Regions from separate parts of the Mus musculus genome. Here regions 1, 3, 4 and 5 are each linked to region 2. A link is a loop called in an ENCODE intact Hi-C map of the cell type or tissue named here. Cell type or tissue: left cerebral cortex. All regions are shown on one strand. Region 1 overlaps Vav3 (vav 3 oncogene). Region 2 holds the start of Prmt6 (protein arginine N-methyltransferase 6). Region 3 overlaps Ntng1 (netrin G1). Region 4 has its middle 500 kb from the start of Gm26076. Region 5 has its middle 510 kb from the start of Gm26076.

The links. A loop is a pair of places that touch in the nucleus more often than their neighbours do. Peaks named below come from ENCODE experiments on the same cell type or tissue, not always from the same donor. Only the 100,000 strongest peaks of a DNase experiment are listed, where the experiment ranks them.
Region 1: it touches region 2 in a loop (3-fold over the local background); 6 of 42 quality-filtered maps call a loop at or near these places.
Region 3: it touches region 2 in a loop (7-fold over the local background); 3 of 42 quality-filtered maps call a loop at or near these places.
Region 4: it touches region 2 in a loop (5-fold over the local background); 3 of 42 quality-filtered maps call a loop at or near these places.
Region 5: a loop joins it to region 2, with 5 times the contacts of the local background. A loop is called at or near these places in 3 of 42 quality-filtered maps.

The regions. Positions count from the first base shown.
Region 1 is chr3:109,523,501-109,528,500 of GRCm38, reverse strand. Vav3 (vav 3 oncogene) reads right to left here. Exons shown (of 27, transcript NM_020505.2): 13 at 2,547-2,632; 14 at 955-1,087; 15 at 117-226. Among named protein-coding and RNA genes, the nearest start is that of Vav3, 190 kb to the right of the region's middle. In left cerebral cortex, a CTCF peak has its summit at 2,069 (motif pointing left); DNase peaks (open chromatin) are centred at 1,131, 1,683 and 2,050.
Region 2 is chr3:110,247,118-110,252,117 of GRCm38, reverse strand. Prmt6 (protein arginine N-methyltransferase 6) reads left to right here and starts at 1,119. Exons shown (of 1, transcript NM_178891.5): 1 at 1,119-3,593. The coding sequence starts at 1,147. The coding sequence ends at 2,283. In left cerebral cortex, no CTCF peak of the experiment used is centred here; DNase peaks (open chromatin) are centred at 1,441, 1,959, 3,220, 3,340 and 1 more place; H3K4me3 peaks cover 3,006 bases; H3K27ac peaks cover 1,726 bases.
Region 3 is chr3:109,780,089-109,785,088 of GRCm38, reverse strand. It overlaps Ntng1 (netrin G1), which reads left to right. Exons shown (of 8, transcript NM_030699.2): 8 at 2,178-5,000. The coding sequence ends at 2,407. Among named protein-coding and RNA genes, the nearest start is that of Gm25681, 81 kb to the left of the region's middle. In left cerebral cortex, a CTCF peak has its summit at 2,687 (motif pointing left); DNase peaks (open chromatin) are centred at 2,311, 2,660, 3,303, 3,522 and 1 more place; H3K4me3 peaks cover 1,622 bases; H3K27ac peaks cover 788 bases.
Region 4 is chr3:111,066,835-111,071,834 of GRCm38, reverse strand. No RefSeq gene overlaps it. Among named protein-coding and RNA genes, the nearest start is that of Gm26076, 500 kb to the right of the region's middle. In left cerebral cortex, a CTCF peak has its summit at 2,507; DNase peaks (open chromatin) are centred at 1,050, 1,196, 1,821 and 2,510.
Region 5 is chr3:111,074,637-111,079,636 of GRCm38, reverse strand. It overlaps the pseudogene Gm52641. Among named protein-coding and RNA genes, the nearest start is that of Gm26076, 510 kb to the right of the region's middle. In left cerebral cortex, no CTCF peak of the experiment used is centred here; no DNase peak of the experiment used is centred here.

The DNA of each region.
Region 1 (5,000 bases), 720 kb after region 2:
TTTGGCCTACACATAACACACACACACACACACACACAGGTACACATCCAACACACACACGTTTGTGCAAGTACACACCACACACACAAATAAATTTTAAAAGTAAAAATACTCACAGAGCCATTTCAAACTGTTCCAGCCATTTTTTCTTTAAATCTTTTGTTTTGCAATAAAATTCTAACCCATTTTGTCCTTGGGTATGGATGAGGTAGAAGCCATAAGACCACTGTGAAAAATGAATATTCTTCAAGTTAATGATTATCACTTGTTAAAAACATATTTTCAGATTCACTGGAGCACCGGCATAGCCATGCATACAAAACCTTATAGCTAACAGCATTAACACTGACGACTGTAACAAACCTCATACTGAGAAGAAAATCAGTTACCAACTTCATATTGATGAGAAAATCATTATTACCATATTGATCAGAGGAACTGGAAATGGTCAGATCAACCAATCATTGGGTCTGTCAGGACCCAATCATAGCTCACAGGAACCTGTACCAAAATCAATCTCTGAAAATTCAATGCCTGATTCAGACAGCAGCATCTCACTCTAATGGACGTATGTACATCTGGCTCCAGATTTTGCAGGTTCTGTACTCAAATATTCAACAACTGCAGATGAAAACAATATGAATTGCATCTGTACCAAGCATGTACAGACTTGTTTCCTTGTCACTATTGCTAAATGATACGGTATAACAGCTGCTTACAGCAACCCAAGTATTGTCTTAGGAATTACAAAGAGCCGAGAGTCGCTTTAAATTATGTAGAAAGACATGCACAGGTTATATGTGAACACTAAACCATTTTATATAAGGGCCCCAAGTATCTGCAGATTCAGGTGTCTGCAGTGGAGGGAGGAGTCTAGATACCAAGGGATGATTATATTTGAATATTCAAAGCTCTGCATAAATTACTGTCCATTGCCACCTCCCCAGTAGTCACCTTTTTATTCTCTTTGTCAGTGGTAGGGTTGTTGGCTATCTTGTACTGCTGGAGATCTATTATTTCCTTCATCTCGTAGTTATCGCCTTTCCTTTTACAGACAATCACTGCCAAGTCGAATAAGAAGATATGCCTGTAAAAGAGAGAGTGTGGGTGACTGACAGCAAACTGTTTGCAAGTGCATTTTTTTTTTTCCTGGCAAGATGTGACTGCACCAGCCAAGCGTTCTTCTGCATTAAGGGCCACAGGCAGGGCCACACAGTAGAAACTGTAAGGAATACAGGCTCACAGGATCATCACTGTCCTTCATGGGGCTCAAGGAGAGATGCTGCCATTCCACCCCAGCTCCCCTCATTTGAACTTAAAGGAAGGGAGGGAGCATTAGAAAAGCAATCCATACACTTTAGAGTCATTGAAAATACTCACTAAGATAGGCCATAAAGCTGCTCATGAATAATTGCTCTCTTTTTATTTCAATGCTAAAATCTCAGAAAAATATTCACAATCAGGACAGTAGATCTTCTACAACCGTAATAGCAATCAATCAAAAGCCTTGAGAACTGTTCGTTCCACAAACAAGACATAAAATAAATCCCCTGGGTCCCCACCCGGGTCGGAATTACTCTCATCCTGGGTGTGCAAACCCACGCTGGAGGGGCGGGGGCTTGTATGCAAATTGCCAGCAGTTACACTGATGATCCATACAGAGTAAGATCGCACCCAAGCTAACTTTAGAACCTGTGCCTTCACTCCTTGTGTTCGGTGTCACAATTTAATGGGTCACCTTAAGTGTAGCTTGGGTGTAAGAGAAACTGCAAGCCAGGAAAGTGATGGTTAACTTTCTGTGTTAATTTTTTTTTTCCTTATTAAAAGCAATGTTAATTGGGGAAGGAAACGAATCTTCTAACCTTATCCAACTGCAATAAATGTGTGCTTTTTAAAACTCTCAATGATTAACACACTTATTCTTAACCAATGATTGTGACAATGACACATTCCCAGTGTTCAAACACTTTCCTCATCTTCAAAGTCAAATGTGTGGCTCCTGAGAACTAGCTGAGGAACCCGGGTATCAAGGTGGAAACAAGGGTCAATGCTGCCCCCTGCTGGTAGACGTTTTCTTCTACAAAGAGTCCGGGGAAACAATCGCCTGTCATGACAGAGAATAAAAGGCCAAGAGTACTAAGGATATTCAAGGACTCTGCCTAGAGGTCTCCCTAAATAAAAATACACTGCTAAACAGTTCCCATTCTGCATTCCTCCCTGGGATGATTTTTATTATTTTCAGTTAATTTCCAAATGAGTCTTTTAAAACAGGCAATCGTGGCTTTACGGCAATCGTCTGGTGGCGTTTCATGATTGAAATGCGTCTTATTTTCGAACATTTTCATTTAGCACCTAAAACCTTAGGCAAATCAACAGAGTGCAGGCTAGAAAGAGAAGTAATACATGGGACATATGTTAGAAAAGGTAAGGGACTGGTGACTGGCTGGCCCCCTGGCCTGCACACCGCCACCTGTCCTAGAATACCTGACTGAAGCCATCATTCCTGGGACAGCAGCTACCACCGTGAGAGTGCACCTGCCACTCACCTTTCTTGTTTTGTATGCTTGTCCAGAGTGGTTATTCGGATTTCACCGTCTCCCTGTGGTCGTCCAAAGAGCAAAACTGGCTGGTTCTAAAACATAGATACACCTTTAAATAAATCTTACGTGTGTGTCTAACCCTTTCACAATCACATAAAAACAGAAGTAAACACCGGGAAAGACATTCTCCAGGACAATGGCCCTATCATGTTGCAATTGATATCATTTTTATTTATTTTAACACATTCACTCTTAAGTGCACAAGACTTGGATACAAGGTAAGATTTGAAAATCAACCAGTCACTACTTCTACACAGAACCTTAAACAGGAAGTGAGCAGACCTGGATCTGAACTGAAAGCCCCGCCCTCCTGAGGACTAGCTTCTGTGTACCACAGGGTATCGTTCAAGTCTCCAAAGGAAGGCAGCAACCAATAGTCTAGCCAACAATGATGCCTATGAACCACGTTAATAACCAACATGCCACAATAGCCATAGGAATACAGGAAGAACTGGCTCACATAGCTTGTCAGTAACTAAGAGCTCTCTAAAAGGACCTAAGGCCCGCTCAACAAGAAAAAAATCATGCCTGGTTCCTCAGGAGGGCGGGGCTTTCAGGTCAGATCCAGCTCTGGTCACTTCCCTTTTAAGGTTCTATGTAGAAGTAGTGGCTGGTTGATTTTTAAATCTTACCTTGTATCTAAGTCCTGTGCAGTTGAGAGTAAATGTGTTATAATAAATAAAAATGATATCGATCCAGGTACCCGGAGTAGGAAAGCCATGGATGTTGAAGGAGAACTAGCAACTACTACCGTACTAAACCAGCTTAATCCCTTACGGCCTTCTAGGTAGATGTCCTTACACTCACAGATCAGTGTACGCCTCATCCCTCACCCGGAAAAGTTCTCTTTGCAGCAGAGACATTGCAGAGAGGCACGGCCAGTGAAAACATAGAACTGTGGAGCACAGTCCCAACTCATCTGACTACAACACACTCCTGCGCCTTGGGCTAAGGAACCATTGCAGAAGAGACAGAAAGATTATAAAAATCAGAAGAATGGTGGGTTTGCTGTGAGGTTGTGTCTCCTAAATTATCAGAGAGGCTATACCCGAGATGTTTCAGCATCATGTCTTCCTAAACATGAGCTGAACAAGACAAACAGACCTGCTGATGTGAAAGGGGAGCGCTCACAAGGTCCCAAGACTAAACAACAACAACAAATAAACAAAACACAACTACGGGCAACTAAGAAATGCTGAGACCAGGAGAAATAGTCCTTTTTAGGTTAAAAGCACATAAATTGGTTATTCACTACTAGTCAGCCCTAAAAATATATACATAAGAGTAACATTATACAGACTGAGCAAGATATATTCATACAATAATTAAAGAAGAAAAGGAGGTCAAGAATTTGAAAGAGAACAGGATGGGTTACTGGGAAGTGTTTGACAGGGATAAAGGAAAGGGAGAAATGATGTATGCAATTACAGTTTAATCTCAAAAAAAATAAAAATATTATTTAAAGGGGAAAAATGATACTAATCACTGAAATGATACTAATCACAAGAAAATTACAGTAAGTGATATTTGTCACGCATGCAAGGTGGAGTGAGGCAGCCTCTATGTTCATAGAACATACCATACACAGGACACAAATGTTCACAGCAGCATGGAACTGCAGACACATAATTGTCCCAAAAGCAGAATCTAGGAAGAGGGGATCCTGAAGCTCCCTCCTTGAGCCAAGAGTTCCAGGATGGAATTTTATGATGTAACAATTCAATGATACATTTCCACAAAGGCAGGAACACAAAATAGTTTAAACTATTAATGAACACTTACAGTATTTTTTTAAGGAAAAGAGAATTGACGGAAGATTATCAATGATACCTATGGATTTCATTCTAATAAAAGAGGCAAATGTGATTTCTAGGAACATGCTCATATATTAGCCACAACTGTCTTCAAAAAGTGCCAAGAACATTCGATTCAGAGAAATAAAGTATCCAAAGAGTGCAAGGGAAACTATATATCTACAATAAGAACAATAAAGTTAGACCTTAGCTTTATACTGAATCTAAAAATACCTACGTAGAGCAAAGATCTATACATAAAAGCTGACACTATTAAGGTTCTAGAAGAAAATAGAGAAAAAGCTTTTTATAGAATTAAATTTAACAATGAGTTCTTGGATGTGACATTAAAAGTGTAGGCAAGGAATTGAAGGTGGGCAACCTGGAACTTATGGCGCCACCAACGCTGTCTGCAGAAGAAAGTCTCTATTATACCTGATAATGGGCTGATGAGAATATATGTATAAACTCCTATAAACCCACACATGTGAGAGTGCATGTGCACACATACACACACACACACACACACACACACACACACACACACACACACACCAGGACTCAAATTAGCCAAGTTATTCAAGTGAACAGTTCTCCAAACCAAACA
Region 2 (5,000 bases):
GGGATCACTTTGGACTCAGAATCAAGATCTTGTATTATTTGGTTTTCACTTTGCGTCATACATATTCTTTGTATCCTAACTCTGGTTAGAACAGAGAGTTTGGTGAGTTACAACTGTCAGAGAAGGGACAAGAACTGTGCCACATAATTCAGTAGTGGGGGGCGGGGGAGGTCCTGTGAGGGAAACATAGACTTGTAGCTGTAAGTGGTGTGCCTACATCAAGAATGTGTAAAAATGAGTGTAGTGACTATTCCTGGCTATCATCAACTAGACTATATCTGGAGTGAACTACAGTCCAGAATTGGAAGGCTCACTCACCTGTGATCTTGAGGCTGAAAGACACAGGTTTCTGACTTGAACCGAGTGGAGGTTTTTTTGTTTGTTTATTTTTTCTTTGAGGCAGGGTTTCTCTGTGTAGCCTTGGCTGTATTAGAACTCACTCTGTAGACCAGGCTGGCCTCGAACTCAGAAATTCGCCTGCCTCTGCCTCCCAAGTGTTGGGTTTAAAGGCGTGAGCCACCACGCCCGGCCTTGGCAGGAAGATCTTGAGGCATATGGCCATGAAAAGTTTAGCCTCAGGCAAGGTAGTACATGCCTTTAATCCCAGGAAACTTGAGACAAAAGCTCAAGGTCAGCCTGGGAAAAGGAAGTCCCAGATCCGGAAGTGGTGATACACACCTTTATTCTGGGACACACCTGCGGGAGGCCTACATAAGGTCACTGGAAGAAGGAAAACTCACTTTTTCTGCCAGGACGCCGTGTGGGACTGAGCAGCTGCTAGATCCTTGGATTTTCATTCACAGCTGCTGCTGACCATCTTTGGGGACTACAGATTGTAAGTCATCAACAAATTCTCTTACTCTACAGAGGCTACCCATACGTTCTGTGACTCTAGAGAACCCTGACAAGGGGTAAAAGGAAAGGGCAAAAACTGAAAGGATCTCGGGAAAATAGTGTGGTCTTAGAGAACAACTTGTCATGGCGTTAGAGGAAAATAACGGTGTGCCAAGATTGACTCTGGTTGAGCCTCTGCCCTCAGGAAGCGGGATGCAGGAAGCGGACTACGAATCCCAGCAGGCCCCGGGGACTCTGAGCCTGCGCACCGCACCGCGCAACGAATGCTGGGGGTCGGCTGCCGGGGCCAAGATGTCGCTGAGCAAGAAAAGAAAGCTTGAGTCGGGGGACAGCGGAGGCGCCGGCGCCGGAGGGGAGGGAGCCGAGGAGGAAAATGGCGGGGAGCAGGAGGCGGCCCCGCCACGACCCCGGAGGACCAAGAGCGAGCGGGACCAGCTGTACTACGAGTGCTACTCCGACGTCTCGGTCCACGAGGAGATGATCGCCGACCAGGTCCGCACCGAAGCCTACCGCTTAGGCATCCTGAAGAACTGGGCCGCGCTGCGAGGCAAGACGGTGCTGGACGTGGGCGCGGGCACCGGCATTCTCAGCATCTTCTGTGCCCAGGCCGGGGCACGGCGCGTGTACGCGGTGGAGGCCAGCGCCATCTGGCAACAGGCCCGGGAGGTGGTGCGGCTCAACGGGTTGGAGGACCGCGTGCACGTCCTGCCGGGCCCGGTGGAGACCGTGGAGCTGCCGGAGCGAGTGGACGCCATCGTCAGCGAGTGGATGGGCTACGGACTTCTGCACGAGTCCATGCTGAGCTCCGTGCTCCACGCGCGGACCAAATGGCTGAAGGAGGGCGGTCTCCTCCTGCCAGCTTCCGCGGAGCTCTTCGTGGCCCCGATTAGCGACCAGATGCTCGAGTGGCGTCTGGGTTTCTGGAGCCAGGTGAAGCAGCACTATGGCGTGGATATGAGCTGCATGGAGAGCTTCGCCACGCGCTGCCTCATGGGCCATTCGGAGATCGTGGTGCAGGATCTGTCCGGAGAGGACGTGCTGGCCCGGCCGCAGCGCTTTGCCCAGCTCGAGCTGGCCCGAGCCGGCCTGGAGCAGGAGCTGGAGGCTGGTGTGGGCGGGCGCTTCCGCTGCAGCTGCTATGGTTCCGCGCCTCTACATGGTTTCGCCGTCTGGTTTCAAGTGACCTTTCCCGGAGGGGACTCGGAGAAACCTCTGGTGCTGTCCACCTCGCCTTTTCACCCGGCCACCCACTGGAAGCAGGCGCTCCTCTACTTGAACGAGCCGGTGCCGGTGGAACAAGATACGGACATTTCCGGAGAGATCACCCTGCTGCCCTCCCCGGACAACCCCCGGCGTCTGCGCATACTTCTGCGCTACAAAGTGGGAGACCATGAGGAAAAGACCAAAGACTTTGCCATGGAGGACTGAGCGTTGCCTTTTCTCCCCCTCCACCTTCTTCGGAAGGTCCGAAGAGAAAGGGAGATCGCCTATGCAAGTTGGGGACATAGCTGTCTCTTTTACCTCACCGCTCCAGTCTTCATTTGAGGACATTCTTCTGGCAGTGTTTATTTTAAAAGTGAGCATCCCTGACCAAGGACTGATGCAGTGTGCTTACTAACGGGCTTTTAAACCTGGAAAGCATGTAGTATAAAGAAACTCTTGTATTTCTGTTTCTTTTGTTTAACTGCCGGGGTTGGGGGGGGGGCAATAAATGTGATCTTTTTATAATTGGTCCACGAGCTAATCTGACACCTCCCCATCCCTATCAGTATGAAACTGGGAGAAAGGCAACATGGTCTGATTACATTTCAGAAACTTGCAGAATGATTTTTAAAGCTGTTTCTTTCAGCTGGAATTCTCTCAAGTCTTGAGTGCCTACCTGTGCTTCCTTATATTCTAACGTTCATATTGTTAGTAAGGAAGTGGGGCACAGGAGAAGTATTTTAAATAACCCTGCTCTCCTTACGCTTAATTCACGGAGTGCTAAATTTGATGAACCTTAGTAAAATGGCTTAATTTTACAGCCTGCCTAGGCAATTCTGAGAGTGACAGGAGAAAAGGTCTGAAAGTGAAATAGTGATGGGGTGTTAATATTTTTATTTTGACTTTCAAGACTGAGCCGAGAAAACCTATGTTTTATAATATAAATATTTTTGTGACTCTTGTAAAGCAGTCTGATAGGGAAGGTTGCTGAACCTAGCCCAAGGGCGGACCCTTTACCTCTTGTGCTGGCTTTATTTAAGCACAGGTCTAATTCTGTATGAAAGGAACGCGAGCACTCTAATCTAATAAAAGTTCCTGTCTTCAGTTCTTCTTAGTTCAGACAACTGTGAACAGTGTGCATTTGGGGAGCTCCCTTACAATGATGTGTGAGTCAGATTGTCACATTTACTTCACATATTTCCTTTCCCTCCTTTCTGTGGCAAATAAAACGGCATTCTCACTTTTTATAGCTGAGGTCTTTAGACGTTTTGTGTGTGGTCTGTGAGTTTACTATAATGCTGCTACTTGTCTTGGTGTCAAAGCTCCTGCAGAACTCAGCTTCAGAACAGCTCAAATGATGATTAACATGGTTTTGAGCTCTAGCTGTGTAAGACTTAACGGGTGTGGAAAACTGCTGTTCTTAAGTACTATTGAATTTCACTTTTTGTAACCTTGGTTCTGTTTTTGGCTTTTTAAAAACATTGTATATTAAATTGCTAAAGTATTAAAACTAATTTGCTGGGGCTCTATTTTGAAGGAAAAATACAAATATAAAACCACCAGTTTCACAAAACAAGCATATTTTGATATCAGAATACTTAACATCTTTTATAAATGCTTGGTTTAGAGGTTTAAAAAGTTCCTTTGGGGTCTCCTATGTTTTTAATCAAGCTTTCGCCTATAGTGATTGCTGGTGATTTTGATTAGCCTTTCTATAGCAATTCCTGTAGTATTTAAATGTCTGGAATCCTTTTCTGCATAATTCTGTAAATACAAGTACTATATCCACCCTCCCTCCAACCCCTCAAAAAAAGACACAAGGGAAATCCAGTTAAAACTTGGGAGGGTGTGAGTGGAGACTAGATTTTCTTGACTGAGCAAAAAGTTTCAAAATTCTAGTTACATTTTCTCAAAAATGAATTAGAAATTCTGGGAGCTGAAGCAGAAGCTAAAGTCAGGAAGCACAGTGGTGTTCCTAGGAAACAGCCAGAAAAGGCAAACCAGCCCACCCCCATGCAAACCAGAGAAAACAATATTACCACTCCATAGAGAACTGGGGATACAAGTGATTAAAGTAACCTAGAAGTAAGCTTCCAGTACCATGATGCTGAGTTTGTGCAAAAGGCAAACCTAGAGCGATCTGATGCATACAAAATGTGCTCCAGAACAAATACTCATTGGTCTTTTTTTTTTGTTCTCCACAGGCACTGGCAGTATCAACATGGCTATACATGAAGAGCAATGTATGCCACAGGGTACCAGATGATCCAAAGGAGCCCCACAGCCTTTGGGAGGAAGACACCTGGGATGGATGAAAGCCTGAGGTGTGTGGACACCCAGGCACTATCTGATGTGTTATGTGGATTGAGACTGATAACATGAAGCCCTTAAGGCTGCAGGAGGGGATTATCAGACCCTAGAAAGAGCATCATGATAAAGTTCCACCTACCTCCCTCCTCATACCATTTATTTAGCCCTCTAAAAATACCCAATCTTGTCATTTTATTAAACCAATGAGCACAGTTGCTAGAAATGCATTCTAATAGTCATTGTGATAGGTATTTGTAATTACAAGCTAATGTGAACCCTGCTCATAAATAGATGTCTACCACTAAAGAAAGTAAAGGCCATTTGTTAGGACCTGGATGGTTTTAGTGTCAGAGAAGATGGATACTCTGTTTTAAACACTAAGTAGAAAGGTTTCTAGAGATGCTGATATACTTGACTAAAGTTCCATACATAATTCTTGCTTGTGAAATGGGACCATACATTGTGCAAGTGGGGCTCGGAGCCCAGTATGGAGCTGAGGATGACTTTGGACTCCTGAAGCTCCTGCCTCCACCTTCCAAATGCTGGAGCTAATAGCACTGTACCACTGTGCCCAGCATAGTTTTTGACAAAACCTTACGCACGCACAACTCTGACTTTCTAATTGTAAACAA
Region 3 (5,000 bases), 470 kb after region 2:
AGTAGATTATTTACATGTAGAGAAGGTATCGAATTTTAACTTAATCACTGGCTTCTCGGGAAAAAGAAAAAGAAAAAAACCTTTGCTCAACAGCTGCTTTACATTCAAGTCCAAGAGGAAGAAAAATAGCTTCGAAAAAAAGAGGGGAGTGATATTTAATTAACTATTGATTTCTTCTCAATTATTCAAGGCAAGCAATTATCGATATTGATGGAACAGATATTTCCCTATGTCCAGTGCCCAAATGAAAGGAAATATCCCATTCTGCAATCTGCTGTCTAGATTGAGAAGTGCTCAGAATCTTTAACTTTAAGTGGAAATGGTTACTTGGATCTGTTAATTCCATGTTGCCCCAATTAAACAGATATTTCTTGAAGTGTAAGCAAAACAAAATCCTGAACACCTCTGTATACTTTCCAAATGGACAAAAACCAAAACAGAGCAAGACCCACCAGGATTTTACCCTATGACCCTGTGCTTGGGGGGACCTTGTTTCATAGCTACAGATGTTGACATGCCAAACAAACAAAAAAGAACCTGATAAAAAATACCATAATTTGGGTTCAATCTAAACTACCCACTGAGTAGCAGCTTGTGTGCTTGATGCCTCTAATCCGTGTGACACTGCCTTATGTACCAGCATTTCAAACATGAACGATTAACTAGTTCTAATTATACAAATGTATTATGCACCTGTCTTCTATGTCGCCCTGAAATGTTGAAGAAGGTAGTCACACTGGACTCTGTTTAGAGAACTTTATTATTAGCTCCACGGATGCCCAGTGCCACCTTCCCTCAACCGTTCACACACAGATGCATTCCTAAGTTTGTGGGTGTGGACAAAGCCCCTCTTCAAGGTGACATGAGTATTGAACATGATTAATAGGCAAAGCAAATGCTACTTATAGTTATTATGTGTGGAAGGTGGGACTATTTTGTAACAACGATTTGTATTTAATAGCACCATCGTGCTGTGTGTGTGTGTGTGTGTGTGTGTGTGTGTGTGTATGTGTGTGTGTGTGAATCCATCTTTGGAGAAATTGGGCCATGACATTTTTTTTTGAATGAAAAACTTATAATTTATAAAAGAAGCTCCTTTTTCTGCTCTGTGCCCCGCCTGCCCCCTGTCCAGAGTGGTCTATGTGTTAAGTGCTTAAGCAGCAAATGTTGTCGGAAAGCGTTCGTTCTTGGCTCTCTTCTTCTTTGTTGTTGTGTTAATTTCCCTGGGTTCTATTTAACATTCTGCTAAATCAGTGAAACCTTGATTATCTAAGAGAATACAAGCCATTGAATTAATGAGGTTAAGGGGAATTTTGACGATAGGAGAAATTATTAGAGGTGAAAGTTCTGTGACAGAGGCTGTGAATGGATTTCAGTCAGGAGCTGCTTCTTGATTTTCCAACCCGATTCTATTCCTTGATGGATGTAATGAAATTTTGGTAATCAGGGTTTCACCGTTGCATTTATTACTGTTCCCAAATCAAGGTAACCTTGGGCTCTACTCCCCATATTTACAAGGTAATAAAAAACTCTGCTGGGCTGTCAGGGACAAATGTGACTGCTCTTCCTCACATGCCTCCCACGAAACAAGCTTTTCCTCTTCCATCTGGCTGTTGCCTGCTTGGAGCATGCCACTTTTCTCACATCCTAACCCTGCATTCCCCTGCTTCCCTGTGGCCTCTTTGCATGCACGAAAAGGCTGGAATCGGTTCAGGGACGATGGATGGATGTCCTGACCTTAGAGGTTGTTGGTCATTTTAGCAGCACTGCTTTGCATTTTAAACGGCACTCATCTGGCTTCAAGGTTCTGTTTTCTTGTATCAGGCACTTGTCCTTTAAAAAAAACCTAGGAGGTCACAACAGGTCTCACGTACACAAAAATTTCCAAACCAGGAGCATTGCATTACCTTAAATTCGATAGCCTGAACTGGAGATTAACCAAGATTGCAGGGGAAGGGGAGGGGGAAACCTATATGAAAAGGCCTAATATGATCAAAACAAAGGCAGCCGACTACATTTGTTTGGAAATTGGAGTCACATGCTTAGTTTGTGGAGGGAAGGGGGGTGCACAAGATCGATAGAGAATTTCTTTTTTAAAGCTGAAAACATGATGTTCCAGATGAACTTAAATTGATTCTGCTTCTCCTCCCCTCCCTTTCCCTCCCCTCGTTCTGCAGCTAATGTCTGCGACAATGAGCTCCTGCACTGCCAGAATGGAGGGACCTGCCAGAACAATGTGCGCTGCGCGTGCCCAGACGCCTACACCGGCATCCTCTGTGAGAAGCTACGGTGCGAAGAGGCGGGCAGCTGTGGCTCCGAATCCGGCCAGGGAGCACCCCCGCGGGGCTCCCCAGCACTGCTGCTGCTGACCATGCTGCTGGGGACTGCCGGTCCCCTGGTGTTCTAGGGGTCACACCCAGCCCTCCGACAGGCCTGTGCTGTGGGGAAGCAAACACAACCCAAGCGATTGCCACTGACATAGAAAACACGCACACCCACTCCAACACAGTGTATAAAAGAAGAGGGCCTAACTGAACTAAGCCATATCTCTCAGAACCGGACAGCACATCGCACATCGGAGTTGAGACTGTTCATCATTGACTCCAGAGGAATTGGCAGCTGTTGCTATTCTCACTGCAAATCTCATTGCCAGCTGCAGAGCTGATTGCGGATTGGAAAGGCTGTGAGAGCGCCCCCAAGAGGAAAGACGGAAAACAAACTGATCAACCAACCTAAAAACATTCGCTACTCTACCGTGGTGCACCCTAGTACCGCTCTGCTCAGTGTGTGGGCCAACCAAATAAAAGCATTCTTCGCTGTCAGGTGCATTGTGGGTATAAGGAAATCTGTTACAAGCTGCCATATTGGCCTGCTTCAGTCCCCCCGACCCCCAAATCCCTTCCAACCTGTGCTTTAGTGAACGTTGCTCTGTAACCCTTGTTGGTTGAAAGATTTCTTTGTCTGATGTTAGTGATACACACGTGTAACAGCCCCCTCCAAAGCGCAAGCCAGTCATACCCCTGTATATTTTAGCAGCACTGCGGTCCCAGTGCCAGCTCACGTCCACTTCACAAGAGTGGTTAGAGGAAAAGAGAAAGTGTATCTATCCTTTTGTATTCAAATGAAGTTATTTTTCTTGAAATAATGTAATATGTAGATTTTTTGTATTATTGCCAATTTATGTTACCAGACAATCTGTTAATGTATCTAATTCGAATCAGCAAAGACTGACTGATGTTTGAGTTTTTGGTCCTCTTTGGTTTTGTTTCGTTTCGTCATGCAGAGATTTCTCTGTAAGGGCAACGAGCGTGCTGGCATCAAAGAATATCGGTTTACATATAGCAAGTGTAATAAGATTCCACCAAAGGACATTTTAAATGTTTTTTCTTGTTGCTTTAACACTGGAAGATTTAAAGAATAAAAATTCCTGCAGAAATGTTATCAGGAAATTGTATGGCCGTTTCTTAAGACGAAAGGAGCAACCACCCAGCAGTTTCCCAGTCACGTCACTGATTTTTGTGTGGACTGAACACAGTCAGCTGACAACTTTAATAACCAGGAAGACGGATTGATGGTCACTAGCTTGGACAACGTCTGCAAAATATGAGACTATTTTCCACCTGGGAAAAAATTATAACCACAAAAACAGAGAGAAAGAAATATCTAAGTGATTGCCAAGATTATGCCAAAGCCTGTTGGCAGAGCACTAAGAGACTTTTATTTTTAAGTCATGCTATTTTCACAGATTTATGGTGATCATGTGACTCTAGGGATGCCGATCTATGTATCCTTCCAAATACAGTGTTTACATGGAGTATCATAAGAGGCCACCTGGGGAACCAGGACAGCAGCAGGGAAATTGAGTGATTAGCAATTTGACTTTGAATATATTCTAAGTATTTAAATGAAATATCAAAATATACAGCAGCAAGTAGACATAACTGCTGTTCCTGAAAATAAAGTCTGTTTCAAGTACTGCCCAAGGTGTAATAAATTCTTGTTTCTGCCTTTTATTAGGCCAATTACTGTACATGACAGCAGAGGGAGCTGGGCGGGTGGAGAATCACTGCAAAGTTTTTGGAGGGGCTGAAACAATGTATGTTCAATCCCGGCACACTGCCACCCTGCAGGTGACAAATGTGTCAGCAATGGCATCTCTTGGAATCAGAAATAATTATGAGGCCAAACCAGAAGATTAAAGACAATGAAGTCCTACATGACTTGGTGGGACAATAACCAATGACAGTATTAGGTCAGAAGCCTCGTTCCAGGCTGAATTCTTCACCCTACCGCCAGTCTCGCTTGAACCAGGGGGAAGCAGGGGGAACAATGTCTTCTGACAAATAACCGAGTCAAAACTAGATGAAGGAACAGCATGTCTTATTGGTTTTGTTCCCAGAAAAGCCAATTCAAAGAAGGCAATAAAAGGTAAGCAGGTAATTCCTGCTCTGCCTGCCACCCCACGTCCAAGTCGATTGGATGTTTGTTATTCAAACCAACAGCATCTTTTGATATAAGAAATAGGGAAAGATGGAAATAAATTAGCGCCTTGGCTTAGTGCCAGAGTGGCCAACCAGAAATGGCAGATTTACATTAGAAGCATAAATAGAAAATCATATTCCCAGCTCACCAAAGAATGCACATGAAAATTCTGATCGCATACAGAGTGTGAGATTACTTCTAATGAGGTGGATTTCTGATATTAAAATGGAGTTTAAGTTGTCTTATAGTTTATTAGCACAAACCAAAGGCAGACTGTGTTATTTCTGGCAATGGTGCACTTTATCATTATCCAGTCACACAGCTTTGTCACAATGATCAGGAATCAGACGCTGCACAATTCAATACGTGGGATTCCGACAGCTAATTCTGAAATTTAATGAAGGCCTGATTTAAATCAACTCATCTGCATTTTATCTTTATGAGGCTATAAGAATCTAAATTGAGGAGGAATATCTTGCATTCAGTGTATTTAGATATAGTTCTCTGATTTTCTTGAA
Region 4 (5,000 bases), 820 kb before region 2:
CACAAAGGGAAAGAGTTTTATCAGTCTCTAAACTGTTGTATATGAATTTTCTTGTGATCTGAGGCAAATGTTAACATAAAATATTTTGTTTTATATTATTGAAAACTTCAAAGTGAGAAATTAATTTATGAGCATACATAGAAACTATACCGCACAGAATAAAAATTTTCATACCCAAATGTACATTGTGCATTGCATTTTCTGCAGACCTTCTAAGAGAATTGCAATTGCAGGGTACATCAACATAACAAGCACCTCCCATTAGCTGTTCAATGTTTCTCAGAATTCCACAGCACTTTCATTGTATTTCTGTTTCTATGGATTTCAAATGTCTAAAGTCGTAATGATTCCTGTAAACACACTTGTAACTTTTACCAAAAATTAGTTTGTTTGTTTGTTTGTTTGTTTGTTTGTTTTTATAAGGAACAGGAAAGATGGCAGAGGCAGTTTACTCTGCTATGGGGGGGGGGGGGTGATCTCCATGGCATCATCTGTCACCAGGGTGTTGCCACTTGACAGTTCAATACCTGCTCATCCTGTGCTCCTGACTATGCTGAGCTCTGAGTAAACCGTGCTGTATGCAAACTGTCAGGAAGAGCCTGACATATCATTAGTACTGACCTCCAGGATGGCAGTCCCAATGTGAAACCAAACAGCACAGCTAATTTTCATTACAGTTAAATTAATCTGCACACATTGCCACTTAGCATTGGACAGCAAAAGTCCCAAACAGAAAGCATTTTATGAACTCTGTGATCAACTCAACAAAATCCTAAAGCTAAGAACTCCACAAAAAAAGCTGCATTTTAAAGGGCTCAATATGAACCTTTTTATAACAGGTAAAACACAGCCTTCATAAGCACAGTGGAATTAAAATGTTCTGTGGCATTTATGGCAAGGATTTTATGTGGACCCACCTCAGCAGCACTGCTGCTTTAATGCCTTCCCAGCTCAGACACATCAGATAAACACCAGCAGCCACCAGAGGCACACACCAGAGGCAAGCCTGGCTTGCCTAGCTCTCTGATATTGTTGTGCCTAGTGTCTTGTGACCTCACTTGAGCTCAGAGTGTGTGAGAGAAATGCACAACGTGTGAACTCTATTTTGTGCACTCCTGAAAGCCACAAGATGAGCAAGTGTCTACTGATACTCTGTGCAGTGAGGCAAATGAACCAATTTTCTGGCATTGGCTTCTCAGAATTCAAAAATTGCATTGTTAAGGGATTTGGAGAGGGGGCCCTCATCTTCCAACCTCCCATACTATCTCAGTGACACTTGACCTCTCCTGTCACCTGTGGGAATCAAAGGGATGACCACACCACATGTAATCACTTGAAGCTAACAACACAAAGAGCACCAAATTGTTCACCATATGTAGAGTGTATGCTATGCTCTGTTTTTATTATTTCAACTACATTTTTGAGAAAATGTATTTTTAAAATTAAATTATAAATTGAATTACTTAAAGCACTTATATCTGTGTTTTAATACATGGATTGCTTTCTTTCAGAAGCAGACAATTCTTTTCAGCAAATGATATAAAGCACATTTGGAAGAGTATTAAATCAATGAATGGCCTTGATTCTGCCTCCTGAAATTGCTGCACACATGGATCAAACAGTGTCTGTTTCATAGCCCTGAGTATGCAAAGCAGATATGCCTCTAGTGCACACTGGAAAGTAACCTCAAGTGCTGAAGCACTGAGGTACACCTGCGACCCTGAAAGGCAGGAGCAGCCAACTCACTAGGGAATTGAGCTATCAGTTATGGGAGAGCTCATTTCCTGCAAAGGCTCTGGACAGCTGGCTGAGGAGAGTGGCAGAGCTGCACATGGTGACAGGCTCTGGAGACAGTGACTACATTAGCAGCATGATATGTATACAGTGACTCATTTTTCTCCTTTCAGCCGTCCTCACATAAATAGCAAGAGCATCAGCTATAATAACTGAGAAGAGATGTGAAGTATCAATGATATATTTTTAATTTTCTCAGTGTCTGGACATTTATTATAATTTAGTGGAAGTCATGTGACACAAGAGAAGACAGCCAAAGGCTTTAAAAGCAGATAAGCCATGGTGTAAATCCTGGTTTGATCATTACAGGTTTAGTGACCTTCAGAGTGTTAAACATTTAAGGTCTCGGGTTCTCTGATGTAATAATAGTATTAAATATTTTTACTATGTGAAAAATCAGAAATGATGTTTCAAATTTAAAAGGCACTGTCGCTGAAGTATCAAAGACTAATTATGATTTTATTGTCTGAATCTGGAATTCCTGTGATTGTTACATTGGTCTTGATGCTCGAGCAAAACTTAAATCAAATCTTGCTAATAGTTAAGACAACATGTTTTGACTTTCAATTGCACAATTTCAACTTAGGCAACCCATAGTTTCCTAAGAACACAGTTATGTAACTTATAGATAATTTAAACTGTGCATTTGCTCAATGTTCTTTTTGTTCTAAGCTTGAAGAAGACGCTTCACTGGCTAAAGCCTACCGCCAGGAGGAGCTCCGTAGTTCTTGATGAGTTTTTCTCAGGATTGATTTAATCCAAGGCGAATGCATAACAGGCACGACAGGTGGAAGGCATGAATTTTTCTTAGTCGCTTAGATGTCTTAGTTTTTCAACTTCAAATTCTTAGCATGCATTGCTCTGGGGCTTCAGGTAGCCATGGAATTAGCACCGAAAGAAGGTCTTCTTGAATATGAAATGTTATTCTCTAAAAAGGCTTAAGATGTGTGCACACATTTATTTCTATTCTGGACCGATTTGGGGTGGGAACTGCATCTTTTTCAGATTTACTTAACCTTCGTTCTTTCTTCCTTCCCTCCCTACTTTCTTACTCCCTTTTCATTTTTTCCTTTCTTTCTTCCTTCTTTTTTGTGATAGTCTTGTTTTCTTGTTGGAATAATGATACTCTGAGTAGATTTCAAGCCTTATGTCGATTCTAGATATTATCTGGCAAGTTTCAAGAACTGAGGACCCCATTACAGAGAAGGAGTTCTAAGAATTAAACACAGAACACAGAGTATTAAATAAATGTGCTACCAGATACCTTGTGACTTGTGACTCCAGTAGAATGTACATTTAAATTTTTTTCTTTTTTAAATTCTGGAGGCCAGGCTGAAAAATGTTCTATGAACAATGTCCTTTCCAGAGGGAACGGTCACGTGTGCTGACAGTTCGGGTTGGATCTTGGGTCTTCCCTTTGCTATTTTACAAGCTTTTACACATTTTTAATATTCCTATGCTTTTTCTTGTTATGTTAAATTGAGATTATAAAAAGATATTCTTAATATGACTATCAATTTATATAAAGTCCTTTTTACTGGACAGAGACTGTTTTAGGCTCTAAAATATAATGCTGAACAATAAACTCCAGTCTTCATAAACTGTATTTTTAAATGTATACACACATACACACACACTCACAAACACACCCACCCACAAACACACACATGCATACACAGAGACAGACAGGCAGACAGACAGACAGCACTATATAAAAACAAATAAAAACCAAAAGTTAGCAAAATTTTCAGACGTGACTTTTCTAACAGGACAAAGCATAATGTTTAGGGGTAATTTGCTTCGGACTATAGGAAAGAAAGATATAAAGTTAATGTCCTGATGTTTATAAATATGATTAATTTTGAATCAAACAATATTACTAAAGTCTTTTAGTAAGCTCTTGGAGTTATCATTTCTGAGTGGCTAAATCTTTTCAACCTAATTAGATGCATGAGTATTAAAATCTATTTTGAACTCATTTTTTTTTAAAGTGAGACATTTGCTTTGAGGGAAAAATACACTGCATGTATATTTGGTTTTTATATATGTGTGTTAGCATTTTTCCATGATTGCTTCAGATTTTCTTCGAAGAAAAAATGTTGCTGAAAACATTATATCCCTTTCTGAGTCCCTTGTACCTTCTTTGTAAAGAGAACAGTTCTCTGGGCTTGGTTTTCATGTTTCCTATGGATTTTTCAACTTCTCATGTATAAGTAGATACAAATTATACTGAGATATTTGAAAGATTATAGACATAGCTAGAATAACAATAAATTAATAAATGTTATTCACTATTATATGAGTAAAATTTATTCTTCTTCATGAATGTTCCTTCTGGTCATTCCCGAGATTATGTTGCAATGCATTAATGTTATAAATTGATTCATTTCCCAGCTTATAGATGTTAAGGCACCTCATATATTCAATATTAAAAATGAAGTTATGAATAACTTGTTCCCTATGTGATCACTTTTTAATCAAAATCAGTATATTCTTCCAGCCAGAATATATCCCTAGTGAGATACAATGGAGCTGGAGTGTGACACTGTGGTCTGAACCTAAGGAATGTGAGAAATCAATGCATAAGGAAAAGTGGTATCAGTCCTATTATTTCTAAACAACCAGTATTTTATCCTGATGTATGTTCAAAACCTAGTATTCTTCATATTTCTTTTAATTTTAAGGAAATGTTACTGAAACCAATTGGACATACAGTGCTGAAAGTATAATTTCTACTAAAGGCACACAAAGACAAGAGTTAATGATGTGGTGATGCACATCTGAAATTTCAGGACTTAGAGGAGGTTATTCCAGGAAGTCAAAGAAGTTACACTAGAAAGATCAACTGAGTTACCCTCGGATGTCAAGGTCATTCCGAGTTACCGGGCAAAAACCAAGTCTGCAAGAGTCAAAGGATCAGGTAGAGCAGACCAGCAGAGTGTCTGCTATCATATGTCTGGCCCTGGATTGAATTTGGAGCTATAAGGGGGAAAAACTGCATAACTGATAGAAATGGACCTTGTCCAATATTTGAAAACTTGGATATTATTGCAAGATGAGGTCGCTAGTCACAGAAAGGAATTTGTGTGTGTGTCTTTGTTTTTATGTGTGAACTAGATTTCCGGTATACTTTTCCAGCTGATGATACTTGTATGAAAGCCCAATTAATTCACCTAGAACAGATTATCAACTTTTCTTGGATAAGA
Region 5 (5,000 bases), 830 kb before region 2:
TAACATTCTTAGGAAATTGAAAGCCCAACATTGGCTCAACGATTGCCTAGGATATTGGAACACTGGTGGAGGCCAATCTAACTTAGCTATTTGTCAAATCATTCCTTGGAGGCACTTAGAATATAACAATACTGAAACTCTCAGGGACAAATCTGAAACACGTCTGTGTTATGGGATACCAAAGAACTTCCAGGAGACAAGTTTCCATGAAACTTTTGCCTCAGGACTGTGACCAAGCTTTTGGGCTTGTCACGCAGATTTCACAGGGGTGGGTGAGGCAATAAAGCAGTTAAACTCAGTTCATGAGGTTAAAGACCAAAAGACGGAATCATTCTAAATTGGCTCAGTCACACAATATTCTGGAACAGAATTTAACCTCATTCTGTTTGTTCCCTAATATTTATGAAAACAATGTTTAAAATCAGCAGTCAAGTTTAGCCAGACCAATAAATTTCATGACAGCCCATTCTGATAGCAGCTTGGATCATACTGGCTGCTTTTAAATAGATTTCAAGAGAGAAACTGAAGGCCAAAGAAGAAATGTGCAATGTTTCAGACATGTAAATTCAGATGTTGAAGAAGTCAGGGAAAAAGAAAGCCAGGTGCTTTGAAAAGGAACAACAGGAAAGACTTCCAGAGTGAATCTCAAGAATAAGCAAAATTCCTCCATCTCAAGCAAAACTGTATGAAGGTAAAATCTGCTTTTGCAGAGTTGCATTTGAGAAAGTACACAGGGATAGCCTACTCAAAAGGGGTTTCTTAAAGAGTCATTTTTTCAGAATGTTTCTGCATTATTCACCTCTTTTGTCACTTAAAGGCTGCTAAGGAATGGCTTAAATTGGGTTTTCAATAGCTGAAGACATTGGCATCAACTATGTTTTACTGGCTGTGTAGTGAACATCAAACAAGAGTTATGAATCATAGAAGCTTTCATTGAAACCTTGAAGGAAACCTTAGAAACTGAGCCTTATATAGCCAGATTGCCATAGCTGGAGAAAGTCCTTTAAAAGGCAGTGAATGAAGTTGTGATAGTTAAGCCATAAAAAATCTGGTCCAGAGAACCTGGGTAAAGTCCCACTTCTGAGGATGTTTCTACCACAATCCCAATGGGAGCTGTTTGCTAGAATAAAGTTTGCTATGTTTATTCTCCTTCTATCTGTGCCCCTCAGTCTCTCTGTACCTCTTGTTTCATCTCTCATTCATGACTACTCCCACATTCCTACAGAAGCAGCCAAGTGTCTTCACCTGTCACTTTTTTTCTCCAAATTTTCTCTCTAGAATATACAATTCTGCATCTATCCCACAAAACAAACTTTGTTAAACCCAAGACAACAACTCCCCCCTCTAAGTCACTTATAACAATGTGGAGATAGAATGAAAGGCATTGGAGTCAGGTGTAAATTATTATGGTTTGGATCTTGAACAATATTCAACTGCTCAAGTTCTAAATGCTTGACTGCAAGGCTAGGATGTAGGCTATTTGGGAAGTGACTCAATGATATCATTGACTTCATTATTCTTCTATTGTTATTTATAAATGAATAAGTATCTAAAGAAGGTATTATACACTGGAATTATTTAAAAATACAGAATTCTTCACACATTTTAATACCATTTAACAGAGTTCATGCTATGCTTCTCTGTATTATTACAAAATCACTGTATGTCTTGCTAAGAAACCAAGATTGCTTATTTAGCATCCTGCCTGCCATATCATAACAGCTCTTCCCACTATCAACTTTCTAGCGTTTTGCCTTGTTTTTAATAAAAGCAAAAGCAATTGGGCTAAGGACTGAAACCTCAAACTCATGAATCTTCCCTTCTTTCATTTGATGTGATATGCTTTGAGTGTATAATGTCCATTTAAGGCTCTCATGTGGCACTATTGGGTGATAAAAAATTTTAGGATATGGGATATGATGAGGGTTCATATCCCATTGCTTCATATGGATATGAAAAAATTCATTGAGAGTATGTAATTGAAGAGAAATGGTTTTTATACTACTACTTTCTCTCTCTCTCTCTCTCTTTCTCTCTCTCTCTCTCTCTCTCTCTCTCTCTCTCTCTCCATCTCTCTCCATCTCTCTCTCCATCTCTCTCTTTTCCCTGACAACCATGAGTTTGCAATGATATCACACATTCCACCACAATATATTGTAGTGCCACAAATCAAATCAGAAATACAAGTATAGGCTAAAACATCAGCCACTATGAACACACACCACACACGCATACATGCGTGCGCGCACACACACACACACACACACACACACACACACACACATTTCAATATCTTATATAGAGATGGGAATTTGAGGAAATCTTATTGCATTGCTATGCTTTTTGTTAACATCTTTTACTTCAAAATACATAATTATAAAACTATTTAATATATATTTGGCTTGCCAAAGTTCCATTTATTTCCATTTTACTTATTTATATGTCAAACATTCAACTATAAGTAGCACTATTGTGAAGCACCCACTGGAAATAGAGCAATGAAAGAAACTTCAAGGAGCCATCAGCACTCTATACCAGCATGTTTTGGAGAACAAGAATAAAAATCTTAAAACAAATGGATGCTTAATGAGAAGGATGTGAGAATTTCTTTAAAAAGGTATTGCAGTAAATATCTCTGTGAAAAAGACAACTGGGCTCAGTGAGATGGCTCAGAATTAAAAGTGTTCAACCCATGAGTCTGAAGACTTGATTTTGATCCTAGAAGTTCTGTAAAGTGGAGGGAGAGAGCCAGCACACCCCAGAGTTGGTCTCCAGAGACTTCTCAAGGGAAAACCTCATGGAGAAATTGCAAATCAAAGTTTACTGGATTCTCTGAACGATAAAGTGTCATGTTAACATTCTCAATAAAATAGTTGTATGATCTGATTTGAGATGTAAAATAATAGAATAAGCACTGGCAAGAATCTGACAATGGTGTAAAGAGGAAAACGTCTTCTGTAAGGCTACTGTGAGGTTCCAGGTAATGTCTCCTGAATGTTCAGACCACAGTGATAGCAGCTGCTGTGCAGTGCAAGATGAGGATAAAATCCACAGCGATTGCACAAAAATTTGGGGCAGTTTAGGAAATGAGGATGAAAAAGGACTAAAATGAGCATCAAAACATGCAAATGACTGAATAATAAGAAGAAAATCTGTAGTCTGTTTTTGTTAAATAAATGTTATTTGTTAAATAAATACCCTATGACTAAGCAGCAAGAGCACTTGTTGCTCAAACATAGTGAACTGATTTCAGATCTCCAGAACCTATGTAAAAGTACATTCTTGGATTTGTGCACCTGTAACCCCAGTGCCATGCTGTAGAAGGAGGAGGATTGTTGGAGATTTGTGCCCAGCACCCTGGATACAAATTCAGTGGGAGACTCATTCTCAAAGGAAGAGGAAAGGGAGAGATACAGCATGACACTAGATGTCTTATCTTTGGCCTCTATGCATGCTAGAATGTGCTTCCCTGCACACAAACATGTGTAGGCATATGCACATTTGTGATACATTTACACATACTGAAAATATAAATAAAAGTAAGTTAAAATTAAATGAGAAAAATTTTAATAGGATCACCAAATAAAGGAGCAAACATGGAGTAGCAAAGATACAAGAGTCAGTGGTCACAATTGTAGAAGTGCTATATGTGAATGGATAGGCAGATTCAAACAGAGGGTCTTACTCAGCCTGAAGTCATGATGGTTCAGGCCAGACACATTACATGGCTTCAGACAGTACCTGAATATGCTACATAATCACCAAAGATTTCACCATCTGTTATTGGTCATTGTTTAGCTAAGTATCATTATAGAATGATTAACAAAATTAAATTAGCTCAAAAAGAAAATTAAGCAAATATTTTTTTCTATAGTTCATAAAATATAATTAAGAGTAAAAGAATCTGTAAAGATACATTTAAAACATTGCCTGCAGGTTCAAATTATTTCTCCTTCTCAAATCTGAACTGATAAATTAACCATTTTCTATACTGTATTTTCCTTTTTAAACCAAAAACTTTCAAATAGCTACTGCTATCCCATGTGCCCACTTCTAAAAGAAGATACATTTTAATATCTTAATTTGCATGTGTATTTGCAACATCGTGTATATGGGCCAAAATGAAATTATGAAAAACGAAGGAAAAATCCAGCAAATAGAACCAAGGAAGTCACAGGCAGGCAAGGAACAAGTGTCAACTACTCCTGGAAGAGACTTTTTTCTCCTTCCAAAAAGTCCCCATCCTGGCTTCTGGGATGTATGCAGCAGGATCCTTGTGTTTATTTTTGCTACTTTCCTTTTATGAGTTGTATGTTATATCTGAGCAAGACAGACTGAGGTCAGCTGCAGCCCTTCCTGCACATTCTAATGACTCCAGATTAAAACACCTGGCATTTATTTTTGGTTGTAATTGGGAGATTATATAACTTACTAGCAATATAATTGGTGACACTACAACTCTAGGTGTTATGCAGCTAAGGTTAAGATGTAATTGAAATGTAAATATAGTAGCAAATCTGGTAGGAGACAATAAGTTTTATAGTTTTCTCTGGTAAAGAAACAAAAATAGAAGAGAAAATTTGAAGCCATTTATTTAATAATATACAGTAATACTACAGGGCTTTTCACTGGAGGATATCGAACACAGCAATTAGGTTATTGTGCTTACTATTATTTTGTTCCAATACCACAGTAGAATTTATTTCAAATCAATGGGTTAACTCAAATTTTAAGGTTCACTCACTCAAGTTAAACTCTCTGATTAGGTCAGGCTGGCCAGAGAACTCCAGAACTCTACTTCAGTTTTGTATTATAATCAGCTGCTACTTCTCCTGACTTTTCTGTTACCTCGGATTCTGGGGATTAATTCCAGCTCTCAGACACACAATCCAAGAACTTCATTAAGCTTTCTTCACACATCACTGTTAGGTTTCTCTAAGTCTTTTTTAAAAATGCATTGATGCATATATTAGTTGAATGAATTGTGTGCTTGGAACAAC